Linked DNA regions of Homo sapiens: all the other regions are linked to region 2. The links are chromatin contacts, found by Hi-C or POLR2A ChIA-PET in ENCODE. All regions are on one chromosome and are shown on one strand. Each heading gives the region's core, a stretch centred on a gene start or an enhancer-like site at or near the end of the contact. The rest is flanking DNA. Distances are from core to core; before and after follow the strand shown. Region 1 holds the start of WDTC1-DT (WDTC1 divergent transcript). Region 2 holds the start of HMGN2 (high mobility group nucleosomal binding domain 2). Region 3 holds the start of TRNP1 (TMF1 regulated nuclear protein 1).

Region 1 (3,950 bases), core at 892-3,391, 760 kb after region 2:
TATGTGATTGTGGGAGTCTGTCTTTCTTTCTTTTCTTTTTTCTTTTTTTGAGATGGAGTCTCTCTCTGTTGCTCAGGCTGGAGTGCAGTGGCACGACCTCGGCTCACTGCAACCTTCGCCTCTAGGATTCAAGTGATTCTCCTGCCTCAGCCTCCTGAGTAGCTGGGATTACAGGCACGCGCCACCACGCCCGGCTAATTTTTGTATTTTTAGTAGAGACGGGGTTTCACCATGCTGGCCAGGCTGGTCTTGAACTCCCGACCTCAGGCGATCCACCCGCCCTTGGCCTCCCAAAGTGCTGGTATTACAGGCGTGAGCCACCGCGCCCGGCCGGGAGTGTTTCTTTTTCTTTTACTTTTTTTTTTTTTTTTTTTTTTGAGACGGAGTCTCGCTCTGTCGCCCAGGCTGGAGTGCAGTGACGCGATCTCGGCTCACTGCAAGCTGCGCCTCCCGGGTTCACGCCATTCTCCTGCCTCAGCCTCCCGAGTAGCTGGTTCTACAGGCGCCCACCATCACGCCCGGCTAATTTTTTTGTATTTTTAGTAGAGATGGGGTTTCACCGTGTTAGCCAGGTGGTCTCTATCTCCTGATCTCGTGATCCGCCCGCCTCTGCCTCCCAAAGTGCTGGGATTACAGGCGTGAGCCACCGCGCCCAGCCCGGGAGTATTTCTTAATTCACTAGTAGCACTTATCTCCCATGGTAAGTATTCAATAAATGTTAGATATTATTCAGTTTAATTAACCCAATGACCCTAACCAAGGTTGCAGCCTGAACCTGGGGAGCTGCAGATAGATGATCTCAAAGCTTTCTTCTAGTCCCAAAGTCTATGATTTTTTATATTCAGTAGAACAGCTGTGGTGGAGAGTTCAGGGGGAATGACCCACAATATTTTTAGGAGAAAGGCATAAAAGGCTTTGTGAGCGGTTTCACAAGGATAGGTTCTTACTCCTCTAAATGGGGAGAAATCTCCCTTGCGGAGAAATCACCAGCAATTAGAATACTACCTTTGTCTCTGGGAGTATTCAGGTATTCACAGACAAATTCGTACTCATGATGTGAGCAGAATTGGAAAAAAAAAAAAAAAAAAAAAAAAAAAACAAGCGACACATGGAGTGATAAACACTATAAATGCCAAATACATATATTCAGTCCTTACTGAGAGCGGGTGCTGTCTGGTTTTCACAGGAAAGACAGGCAGTGTTAAAAGGCTCAGACTCTGGTGTCAGGCAGATCTGGGTCTAATTCCCAATTTGCCAACTTATCAGGACCCCGGGGGCAAGTTGCTTTTAGCCTTTCTGCTTCAGCTTTCCTTTTCTGCAAAACACAGACAGCAATAGTACCTAGCTAAGAGACTGTACCCAATCCAGTGCGAATAAAAGTGAATTATTGTTAGTATCTGACAAATGGCACCCTATGGGTGACAAGTTTCCTTTGTCAGAAGGTGACACGTCTTCCCTTTCTGACTTGAGGTTTCACGGGTGGGGCCTGGTCTCTGCCTTAAGAAGATAGGCTTAGTGCCACCCTTGTCACCTTGGGAACTTCCTTAATAAAGAGGAGGGTCTCTCCTCCATCAGACCCGGGACTCCACAAGGCTGGAACTGCGTCTCTTCCTCAGAGGTGGGAGCAGCAGTGACTCCGCTAGGGTCAGATGGACCTAGTCGCTCCCATCACCCCGAGGGCACCCAGAGTGTGTGTGGCTGACTCCTCTCCAGGCTACTCAGCGTAGGCCCGATTCTCTTTCATTCTCTTCCTTAAGGCCCAGGAGACGTCAGTGAGGACTGTGCCACTTCAGCAGCCCCCCAGAGCAGGAAGGAGTGGGCTGAGGAGCCCCCCGGGGCCCTAGCCTGAGAGGTCCCAGAATTCGGGGGCTGAGAGGAAGTCTTAGGAGCTCTTAAGGGGCTGTGAGGGGACCTGGGGTTCAGTGGGCGAGCGTGTGGGCGGGTGTCCCAGAAGCGGTGTGAGGAGCGTTTTACCCGGTGGTGGGGTGGGAGGTGCGTCCGGGTAACTAATGGCAACCGGGCGGGGTGAGCCCGCTCTGCAGGAACTCCTCGACGGCGAAAAACTACGACTCCCAGGGTGCCCCAGGGCTTAGCCCAGCTTTCCCGCCCGCCCACTGGCTGCCGGTCCCGCAAGCGGCGAAGCCCATTGGCCACGGCGGTGCGGGGCTCCCCCACTAGCAGGTTAGTGGGCGCCGCCGGCAGCAGACGTTGACCGGGCGCGGGGGGGTAAGTGGGGGGGCCCGGCTAGCCATTCTGGAAGCGGCCGGGCGCAGTCTTCGTAGCGTACCCGCCGGCTGCGAGGCGCAGGGCGGAGGCGGAGACTGCGTGGCGCAGGCGCGTTGCTGGGCTTCTCCTGGGTCCCCAGACAGCTGGAGGAGATAAACAGAGGAGGAGGAGGGAGGGGAGTGCGTGTGTGAGAGCGCGCGAGGGAGTGTGAGTGTGTGTGAGCGCGGGTGTGAGGCGGTGCGCAGGGGCGGGCGGAGGCGCTGTCCGGCCCCGGCCAGGCGCCGGGCGGGGAGCATGGGAAGGGGCTAGAACTGCTCGAGCCCCCCAGCCCCCTCCCCGGGATCCGCGCCCCCCTTCCCGGGAGAGGGGCCGCCCCCCCCGGACGGACATGGGCTCCTGAAGTTGCGCCGCTGCCGGTCGGGGGAAGAGACCTGACAGGTACGGGTCACCGCCGCCCCCTGCCCTCCGCGGGCGCCGAGGCGGGGACCGGCTCCCGCAGCCCCGGTGAACGGGCCGCCCGCTCTGGGCCGGCTCCAGCCCTGCCGGCCTGGGGGCCTGAGCCTACCCGCCTCGGGGCCCCGGGTGTCCCGAGAGGGGCCAGGCCTCGCCGGGGCGGAGGGCAGAGTGGTCCGGGGGCGGGGTGGGGGCGGAGGGTTTGGTCGGGACGCGGGGGGAGGCTGTGGGAGTCCGGGGAGGCTCTGCGGAGGGAGAGGTGGAAGTCATTCCATCATGGGACTTTTTTGCGGAGTTTTTGTTTGACATCTGATCTGGCGCCGGAGTCAGGAAGAAGGGGCAGGTGTAAGTGCTGGGAGGGCAACGCCGACCTGACCTGCCCTCTTAGCTTCTCGCTCTCTCTCTTTCTGTTTTTCTCTCTCTCTTTCTGTGTGTGTGTGTGTGTGTGTGTGTGTGTGTGTGTGTGTGTGTCCACAGCAGATGCCTTCAGTGGCCCATCCTGGCACCAAACAACTCTGCCAAGGTGTTTCCACCAGGCGACTGTAGCACCCCGTATACAAAGGGCCTCTGCTTGGGAACGGGCTATTCAGTACCCACTTCAAAGGGTAAATAGGAAGTGAGGAGATAGAAGAGAGACTGCGAACCAGCAGGATCCACTTCTTGGACTGAAAGCCGCAGTGGGACGCCCCTTTGCCAGATTGGTTGACTTTGCTTGGTGGCTTGGGCTCTCTCTCCTCTGCGGGTGTACTCCCAGGGTTTCTAGAGGAGAGGTACAGGGGCCTGTAACTAATGTCTTAATAGCCGAATTTGACTGTTTTCCCCAGAGTTCTTTTCTTCTGTGACTTTCTTTAACCTCCTGAAGTACTGGTAGAGCAACGTTATAGTTTTTCTCTCAAGTTGGTGATTTTAGGAGCCTGGTAGGGTGGCTGAAGCTTCCCCATTCATTCCAAGGATGGGGTAGATGATCTGGGTAAAGTGGCAGTGAAGTCTTCCCTTTCTAACAAAGCCTGAAACCGTTTTGAGAAGAAACTATTTTGAGGGCAGCTTCTGACTCAAAGACGTTACGAAATCCCCACCTAGGACACCGGTATGCCCAGTGGTCCCTACTAAGCTTTTCTGTGTCTTTTAGAGTCGTTGAGTGGCCAGCTTCTGCTCACTGTACTGAAGGAACTACTTAATGCTATTTCTGTCTTGAGTTCTGGCTTATTCTTCCTTGTGATTCTTATATCTTTAGCGGGATTGAATTGAATTTTTGCTGTTGAGTGTAATAG
Region 2 (4,289 bases), core at 196-2,695:
GTTCTGTATTCTGGGAAAGGTACACAGGGTGGAGTAGGGAGAAGCTGCCCCAGGAGGCGATGTAGTGGTGGAAAGAAGAGGCAGAGAGGTCGTCGTCGTCGCCCAGCAGCAAGGGCTGCAAAATAGTAGAACTCGTGGTTGCTTTGGACAGGTGTGATTTGTGCAAGCCAGGTTCAACCCTTGCCTCAAGAAATCAGATGGGACCAATTTAGTGTCCTTCCACCTGTGAGCCAAGCCCCCATTTGAGGACATCTATCGTATTCTTGTGTGCTGGGTCTCAAATAGAATTTTTAAAGATTCTTAGATGTAAAACTTGTTTGCTAACTGCAACGGAAGAACACCTTCTTTTGCTGCTGCAATTGCCTACCCTCCCTCAGGTGCACTTGGCTAGCTCCAAGACCCTGGCTTTGGACTAGGGGGCACCGGAAGAGCCCTTTTGCCATCACACCACCTGTTCCTCTACTTGTTTCCTAATCCCCGGGCGCTTTCCTCCACCCTCCTTTCCTCGCGCAAGTGAAAGGCAGCCAGCTTGACAGTGTGGAAGGAGGGATTTCGCCAGCTGCGGCTGCAGTGCCCAGGCTTGGTGGCCGCGTCGGGTTGGGCAGCTGGGCAAAATGTCTCCGAGAGGGGTAGAGTGTAGGGGGAAGTGAGTGCTGGTAGACCTCGACGGCCGCTCTCCACCATACTGTGGCGGGGTCTGGAGGTTTGGGAATACAGGGACCTTAAGGGAGCCACCCGAGAGGAGTTGGGGGTGGGGGCTTCGATAGCATTTGGGGAGGCGGCTGCGCAACGGGTGCTGAAAGGACAGCTCCTACCTGACCCACGGCACCCAAAAGGCACCTCTGCATGGAAAGTCTCCCCCTGAAACCCCTAGCCCACCTCGAGTGGGACCGTCTTTCAGGTGAGGTGCACGAAAGGCTTCTCCGAAGTGGCAGCTCGGAAGGATGCACGTCCGGCTGCGCCAAGCTGGTTTCCCCGCCTTTTTCCCACTTTGGCGTCAGCCTGGGCTCTGGGAACTGCAGCCTGTGCCTCCAGCCGCGCGCTTCCTCCTGCTTCCAGAGGAGCAGGGCAGTGCAGCCAGGCCTCGCAAACCCCTCTTCTGGGGCCCCCAGCGGGAGCAGGAAGGAAAGCCGCTGAGATGCGCCGTGAGTGTCGCACGGCTTGGAGAAGTGGGTTGCTGGGTTGCATAAGGTGGAAGGAACTTGCTAGTTTGCAAAAGACAGCTCTTGGCGGGAGCCGGAACCCGGAGCCCGCCGACTCGCGCACCCCTCCTCATTTACTGCCTTCGACGCGCGCCACCCCGACTGCGCCCCCACCCCCTCGGCGCGCCGCCGTCTCCGCGCACTACCCCCCCCACACACCCCCCTCCTCACTCCCTCCAGAGGAGGTGAGTTTAAACCCCGCCCACGTGACCCCAGCTGGGCCAATGAACGGCGGCGGGAGGTGAAATCCGGTTCTAACCGGTCCGGGGCTCCCAGCGCTATAAAAACTTTATAAACCCCCCGGAGCCCGAGCAGTGTGAAGAAGAGGCGAGAACGACCCCCGGACCGACCAAAGCCCGCGCGCCGCTGCATCCCGCGTCCAGCACCTACGTCCCGCTGCCGTCGCCGCCGCCACCATGCCCAAGAGAAAGGTACGTGGCGCGAGGGCCCCAGGCGCCGGGCCACCACTGCCGCCACCGCCGCCGCCGCCTCCCTGGTGCAGGGAGCGAGAATCGGCGCCGAGCAGGAGCCAGCGCAGCCTCCCCGCGCGGGGGCTGGAGACGGTGTCGGGCAGCTCGGGGCTAACCCTGAGCGGCTCGGCTGCCCGCGGGCGCCAGAGGCCATATTGGAGGAGCGGCGGCCGCGGCGGGAGGAGCCATGTTGGCGGCTGTTTATCCCGCTCTCCTCGGGCTCGCCGCCCCCGCCCCGTGCCCCCTCCCCCATCGCGAGGGCCCCTTCCCTCCCCTCCCTGCGGGCGGGCAATTCAAACCCGAAAGGGCGGGAAGGCGGCGCTCGGGGTTGGCGGGCGGGGGAAAGCGCTGCCGCCAAAAAACCGCCGCCGTGAGGGGCGGGGCTTGTGCGGTATGGCCCCGCCCCCTCGCCCACGTTCCCCGCGCACGAGACGCGCGCTGTCGCCGCCCACGAGTTCCCCGGGCTGCGCGCGCCTCCCTCTCCCGCCCTCGACGGCTGCCATAGCAACGGCGCTGGGCTCCGCCTCCGGAGGGGGTTTGTTTGCGCCATCTGCAGCTGTTGCTCCTGCCTGTCGCGGTGGTGCGGGCTCCGCTGCCCTCCCCGGCTGCGCTCCGGTCCAGCCCTCGCTTCTCGGGGTCGGCGAGCCGGAGCTCCTGCGCGCGCTTCGTTCTTATACGAACGTCGGGCTCACTCATTTATGTCCTAGAAAAGTTGTGTGGACGACTGCTTTAATTTTCATTTTTAGCACTCTAAAGTTTGGGAAGTAATTAAGAACCACCTCAAAATCTGCAGTTTTTTGTTCTTGTTTCTTATAGGCTGAAGGGGATGCTAAGGGAGATAAAGCAAAGGTGAAGGACGAAGTAAGTCATTCTCTCTTCAAGGGTCAAAGCCTTGGACTAGCAGAGGCCACTGGACTCGGTGATTAACCGTAACCTGTGTCCTGAATTTACACTCCTATAATCTAGAGCAAATTGATACCAAACTTTCAAAGCGACTTACCTGTCCTATTTCTAACTTTCTCGTTGTCTTTAATAGCCACAGAGAAGATCCGCGAGGTTGTCTGCTGTAAGTGTATGCTTTTGAATTTTCGTGCTTGTCCCTGAAACTAAAAAACATCAAAAAACAATTCCCTTTGCTTCCATGAATTATGGTTAGTGCCTGGTTTTGAATCATTGCCTCTACTTGGGACTCTTGCCCCTTTGGGTTTTGCTGGTTCTGAAATTCTGATGCCTGTAGCCAAAGTGGGACATTTGAGTGGGCTTCTGGAAATCCAACATTCTAGAAGAAAGCCAACCACAAAAACTTTTGAGGAGGAGGAGAAACTTCTCTACCCTTGGTACTTTTGGTTGGTTGTGGGTGGTTTTCTTCAGTCCATTGTACTGATGTTCACTTTTTCCTCTCTTCCTGCCAAAAAAAGAAACCTGCTCCTCCAAAGCCAGAGCCCAAGCCTAAAAAGGCCCCTGCAAAGGTAAGTGCTAACATTGGAACTGATCATTTTCACAGAATGAGGACTGTCCTTAGTGCCTTAACTTAATTAGCATAATGGTGCCTCCATTAATGGAGGTTATAAACTGTGTGGATAGCTTACCTCGTCCGTGTCATTCATAACGTTGGTTTCCTGATCAAGAATTCTGTTGTTAGTTTATAGGAAAATCTGCATTTAAATATTAAATACCCCAGGGTTTAAACTAATTTATTCTTCTGTTACTTAGGAAATTCTAAGTACTAAAGATTATAGCAAATTACAGATAATTTAGCCTAGTTTTGATCAGTTGTTCTTGTCAAATGGGTGAGGGTTTGTGTTTTATCTTGAGTAAACAATCCTACCTTGTGCAGAACTTTGCAGACCATACCTTGGTAATACGAAATGGGGAGAAACAGTTCTATTTTTTCCCCTTTTTCAGAAGGGAGAGAAGGTACCCAAAGGGAAAAAGGGAAAAGCTGATGCTGGCAAGGAGGGGAATAACCCTGCAGAAAATGGAGATGCCAAAACAGACCAGGTATAACTGCTGTTTCACCCTTTGTTAGATTTGTTCATTCAGTTAGTTGCTGATATCAAAAATTTAATTGCCCTTTTCTTGTATCACTCCAAATGTACCATTTGGTCCAGTGTGCTTGTGGCTTTCCTGTTAACTTAAATCCTGGATTCTTGAAATCTCTACTGTCAGCTGAAGGGCATTGTGTTTTATACTACATGAAGTTTTCAAGCTAGGAGTAACCTCAGGTCTCTTATTCTGGTGTTCTTCCTACCTCAATTTTACAGTGAGGCCCAGAGGAGAGGTGACTTAGCAAAGTTACCTAGTAAGTCATTCTCAGAAGAAATACTGAGTCTCAGTACCTGAAACCTGAACTTTGGCCTGGGAGCAAAGTGATGCTGTAGGTGGAATGTGAACACAGATAGTTTTGAAATCTACGCATTGCATTAATTTGTCTGTTTTCTTTTAGGCACAGAAAGCTGAAGGTGCTGGAGATGCCAAGTGAAGTGTGTGCATTTTTGATAACTGTGTACTTCTGGTGACTGTACAGTTTGAAATACTATTTTTTATCAAGTTTTATAAAAATGCAGAATTTTGTTTTACTTTTTTTTTTTTTTTAAAAGCTATGTTGTTAGCACAC
Region 3 (4,443 bases), core at 356-2,855, 520 kb after region 2:
GGCCAGATGAGAAGTGTCAGATAAAGTCCCACATAAAGAACGTCCCTCCACCAAGAGGACTAGACCCAGGTATCTGAGCCCCCAGAGGGCATGAATGGCTGAGCTCGTGCATTTCTGTCCAGATTCAAAAATCTGGATTCAGCCACCAGTCGTCAATAAGACATTGGGCAAAGCACTACTGCCCTTCAGGGTCTCAGTTTCCCCTTCTTTATTTTTTATTTTTATTTATTTTTTGAGACTGAGTCTTGCTCTGTCGCCCAGGCTGGAGTACAGTGGCACAATCTCTGCTCACTGCAACCTCTGCCTCCCGAATTCAAGCGATTCTCCTCCCTCAGCCTGCTGAGTAGCTGGAACTACAGAGGTGCGCCACCACACCTGGCTAATTTTTTTGTATTTTCAGTAGAGACAGGGGTTTCACCATGTTGGCCAGGCTGGTCTAGAACTCCTGACCTTAGGTGATCCACCCACCTCGGGCTCGCAAAGTGGTGGCGGAGCCACCGCGCCCCGCCAGTCAGTTCCCCGCCCCCGCACACCCCCCTTCCCCCTTCCCGCCCCCGGCTTTTTTTTTTTTTTTTTTTTGAGACGGAGTCTTGCTCTGTCGCCCAGGCTGGAGTTCAATGGCGCGATCTTGGCTCACTGTAGCCTCCGCCTCCCAGGTTCAAGCGATTCTCCTGCCTCAGCCTACCGAGTAGTTGGGATTACAGGCGCCTACCACGACGACCGGCTAATTTTTTTCTATTTTTAGTAAAGATGGGGTTTCGCCATGTTGCTCAGGCTGGTCTTGAACTCCTGGCCTCAGGTGATCCGACCGCCTTGACCTCCCAAAGTGCTGGGATTACAGGCGTGAGCCACCGCGCCCGGCCAGTTTCCCCCTCTTTAAAATGTGTAGGAACACCGGCTGGGAGGAGTAAACACGAGCCGGGGCAGGGAAAGAACTTTGCACACCGTGGGGTCCGGGGCTCCTCTGTGATGCCACCAAGGTTTGCAGGCTCAGCGGCAGCGCTGAGGTATTTGTTCTGCGAATAAAGCGCTCTACCTATCGTGGAATCAGTCCAGCTAGATCCCCGTCCCACCAGGACGGCAGTCGCCCCTCTGCGTTAACCCTTCCACTGCCCTAGTGAGGTGGGAAAGGGGGTCCTTGAGAGCCCTATGGCCCAGGAGAGACCGGGCAGAACTGATTCGGCCAAGGGCAGCATGAGGTGTGGGAGGAGCACGGCACAAGGAGTCAAGCCTCCTGCGTTCTAGCCCAGGCTCTCTTCGCACAGAGGCCTTAGGCAAGACCCTCCCCCGGATGGAGACCGGATTCCGTGAATTTCTAAACACCAGCTACCAGAGCTTATGACTCTGAGGGGCCAAACCAGGGAAGATGAGGCTCCCTTTGCACCCAAAATTTGGGGAGAGGCGAAAGGGGACCGGATGCCCTAGCGGAGCAGAATCCGGCGAAGGGCAGGACCTGAAGGGTTTGGGGAATGCCCTGAATGTGCAGAGCGCGGGGGGGGGGGGGGGGGGCGGGGCGGATTCAGGGCGTGCCTGTCTCTGATTGGCTGTGCCGCCCGTCGCTCCGCCCCGTGTTCTATAAGATGCGCGGACGGCGGGCGCGCCTCTGGGGTGGGGGCTGTGGCCGTGTCTAGCTGTTCGGGTGTGCTGTGGTCATCCTCCCTGCGCACCTACAGCCGCAGACCGCCGGTGGGGGGCGGGGGATGCCGGGCTGCCGCATCAGCGCCTGCGGCCCGGGGGCCCAGGAGGGGACGGCAGAGCAGAGGTCGCCGCCGCCGCCCTGGGATCCCATGCCGTCCTCTCAGCCCCCGCCCCCAACTCCGACCTTGACTCCTACCCCGACCCCGGGTCAGTCCCCGCCGCTGCCGGACGCAGCTGGGGCTTCAGCAGGCGCGGCCGAGGACCAGGAGCTGCAGCGCTGGCGCCAGGGCGCTAGCGGGATCGCGGGGCTCGCCGGCCCCGGAGGGGGCTCTGGCGCGGCTGCGGGGGCGGGGGGCCGCGCGCTGGAGCTGGCCGAAGCACGGCGGCGGCTGCTGGAGGTGGAGGGCCGCCGGCGCCTGGTGTCGGAGCTGGAGAGCCGCGTGCTGCAGCTGCACCGCGTTTTCTTGGCGGCCGAGCTGCGCCTGGCGCACCGCGCGGAGAGCCTGAGCCGCCTGAGCGGCGGCGTGGCGCAGGCCGAGCTCTACCTGGCGGCTCACGGGTCGCGCCTCAAGAAGGGCCCGCGCCGCGGCCGCCGCGGCCGACCCCCCGCGCTGCTGGCCTCGGCGCTGGGCCTGGGCGGCTGCGTGCCCTGGGGTGCCGGGCGACTGCGGCGCGGCCACGGCCCCGAGCCCGACTCGCCCTTCCGCCGCAGCCCGCCCCGCGGCCCCGCCTCCCCGCAGCGCTGACCTCCACGCCCGGACCCCTGGCCACCCCGACAAGCTTCGCCGAGGTGCCGACCGACCGACTGATCGCGGACGCCGGCTGGAAGGACTACGGATCCGCAGGAAGAGGCAGTTGGGGGCCAGGGGCCCAGTAGAGGAGGCTGAGGTGCGGTCTTAGCGGCTGGTGCGTTCGAGGGTCGGTCATGGCGTGTGGGGGGCTGGTCCAGGGCCCGGGAACTCCCTTCCCTGGAGCTTCTGGCGTCTGCTGGGTCCCTAGTAAAGCTGCCACTTTCTGTTGCCGCCTCTCCCGACCATCTGGAGAGTGAGAGGTGGTAGCATCAAGTCTCCATTATAAGAGTTGGACTCTTGAGGGGGCTCAGATCCCAGGAACGGGTTGGCGGCAAACTTTTACCACTTGGAACCTGCCGCACGGATGCAGCACCCCCCATCCTCACCCCCACTTGCGTGGCCTTTCCCGGGCCCCTCGGAGCTGTGAGCAGTCTTGCCCTTGAGGATGCTGCTTCCTGGCGCCGCCCAGCTCCGTGCCTTCGGGAGGACAGAATAATGAGGCCCCAGGATGGGGTGGAGGCTGGCACAGGGCTGTACCACTGAATTCCCCCTCTAGGCCTGTTTCACCTTTGGGGAGACGGAATCCCAGAGAGGTTTAGGATTTGTTCTCTTCATACTTAGGCCCTTCTTCTTCTAGGAGACAGCTTTTCTTATGCCGTCATGCAGGTTCGCAAAAATTACAGCCTGACTCACATAACCAGGACAGGATGTCTGGCACCTGCTCACCCAGGGATCCTTACATAGCAGAACCTAGAGGCTTAACTCCCAACCTGTTACTAAGATGGCTCGGCCAGGTTGGAACCAGGTGATACCCTTTAACAGGCCCCAAGGGGGCAGGTGTGGTATCAGCTTCCAGAAAGGGGGGCCTTAAAGAGCCAGATCTGAGGTGAGATCTGCTTCTCTTCCTGTCCAGATGCCCTTCAGTCTCCCATTCCTCTGTCCCCACTGTGAATGACCTGGCTACCACATTGCTGCTCACCAGCTGAGTTAATTTCACTCTCACTTATCAGTCTGCGAAGTGGATCTCTTAACCTCCCAGAGGGGCTGTGGTGACGTTAACCCAGGGCAGAGGTCCTTCTTCTTCCTCACTAAATCATGGAAAGATAATTTTTTTGTTGTTGTTGTTTGTTTTGAGACAGTGTTTCGCTCTTGTTGCCCAGGCTGAAGTGCAATGGTGCGATCTTGGCTCACTGCAACCTCCACCTCCCGGATTCAAGCGATTCTCCTGCCTCAGCCTCCCAAGTAGCTGGGATTACAGGCATGTGCCACTATGCCCATCTCATTTTGTATTTTTGGTAGAGACCGGGTTTCTCCATGTTGGTCAGGCTGTTCTTGAACTCCCGACCTCCGGTGATCTGTCCGCTTCGGCCTCCCAAAGTGTTGGGATTACAGGTGTGAGCCACTGCACCTGGCTGATAATGTATTATTTTAACTCACACCTGGAAACAGGCACTGCTTTTGCTGATAGAGCCATGAGCTAATTTAAAGTCCTACTTTTGCAGGGTGGAGAGGGGATTTCTCAAGGTCACATGCCAGTGAGGGAAGAATCAAGGTCCCTGGCCTGTGTGTGCACCTCCCACAGTACCCTGGGCAGGGGCTAGGGAGAGTTGTCCTCTGGATCCTGTCTGCTCTGTGACTTAGAACAACTCTGCCCCCTCTCTGGGCCTCTTTCCTCAGTCCCTCCTTGAGTCAGGGCTTGGGAATGGGGTGAAGTGGGGAGGATGCTTCCTTCCACAGGAATCTGGGAGGGTCAGGTGCACTGCTCTGATAGGCTGAGGCTTGGGGCCCTTATGGGATCCTCCCTCATCAGCCCTTCTCCCTGGATACCAAACTTTTTGGCTGGTTTCTCGGCTAACAGCAAGGCTTTCCTGAACCCTTTCTTAGCTGGGGAAGGGAGGTTCAGGAGGGAGTCTCAGAGCCTCTGACAAAGTTAGGGAACCCCAGGGAAGTAATGAAGGGGGCAATGCCATCCTCTGGTCTTTCCAAACAGGGAACACCTTCCAAAGCCACTTGG

What was found. A loop is a pair of places that touch in the nucleus more often than their neighbours do. ChIA-PET counts read pairs that join two places held with the same protein, here RNA polymerase II (POLR2A). Pooled maps may share reads with other maps.
Region 1: a map of CD8-positive, alpha-beta T cell shows a loop between it and region 2 (4-fold over the local background). The contact joins the promoter of WDTC1-DT here to the promoter of HMGN2 in region 2. A Hi-C loop is called at or near these places in 1 of 168 maps with a recorded cell type or tissue (CD8-positive, alpha-beta T cell), 1 of 37 single-sample maps with no recorded cell type and 8 of 50 pooled maps. POLR2A ChIA-PET finds 5 or more read pairs at or near these places in 1 of 52 experiments (activated naive CD4-positive, alpha-beta T cell).
Region 3: a loop to region 2 is called in a pooled map, with 9 times the contacts of the local background. The contact joins the promoter of TRNP1 here to the promoter of HMGN2 in region 2. A Hi-C loop is called at or near these places in 6 of 50 pooled maps. POLR2A ChIA-PET finds 5 or more read pairs at or near these places in 2 of 52 experiments (WTC11 and naive thymus-derived CD8-positive, alpha-beta T cell).

Annotation. Positions count from the first base shown.
Region 1 is chr1:27,232,288-27,236,237 of GRCh38, forward strand. It overlaps WDTC1-DT (WDTC1 divergent transcript), which reads right to left and starts at 2,142. Exons shown (of 3, transcript XR_947117.2): 1 at 1,975-2,142; 2 at 1,158-1,315. WDTC1 (WD and tetratricopeptide repeats 1) reads left to right here and starts at 2,345. Exons shown (of 16, transcript NM_001276252.2): 1 at 2,345-2,664. RefSeq lists silencers at 2,165-2,224, 2,425-2,574, 2,765-2,814, 2,975-3,024.
Region 2 is chr1:26,470,995-26,475,283 of GRCh38, forward strand. It overlaps HMGN2 (high mobility group nucleosomal binding domain 2), which reads left to right and starts at 1,446. Exons shown (of 6, transcript NM_005517.4): 1 at 1,446-1,633; 2 at 2,489-2,533; 3 at 2,709-2,738; 4 at 3,091-3,141; 5 at 3,578-3,673; 6 at 4,119-4,289. The coding sequence starts at 1,619. The coding sequence ends at 4,154. It overlaps DHDDS (dehydrodolichyl diphosphate synthase subunit), which reads left to right. Exons shown (of 9, transcript NM_205861.3): 9 at 1-312. RefSeq lists enhancers at 53-761, 762-1,471 and silencers at 841-1,256, 1,141-1,410, 1,671-1,960, 2,001-2,170.
Region 3 is chr1:26,992,087-26,996,529 of GRCh38, forward strand. TRNP1 (TMF1 regulated nuclear protein 1) reads left to right here and starts at 1,606. Exons shown (of 2, transcript NM_001013642.3): 1 at 1,606-2,526. The coding sequence starts at 1,701. The coding sequence ends at 2,384. RefSeq lists enhancers at 464-965, 966-1,465, 1,219-1,378, 1,603-2,103 and silencers at 1,519-1,848, 1,879-1,938.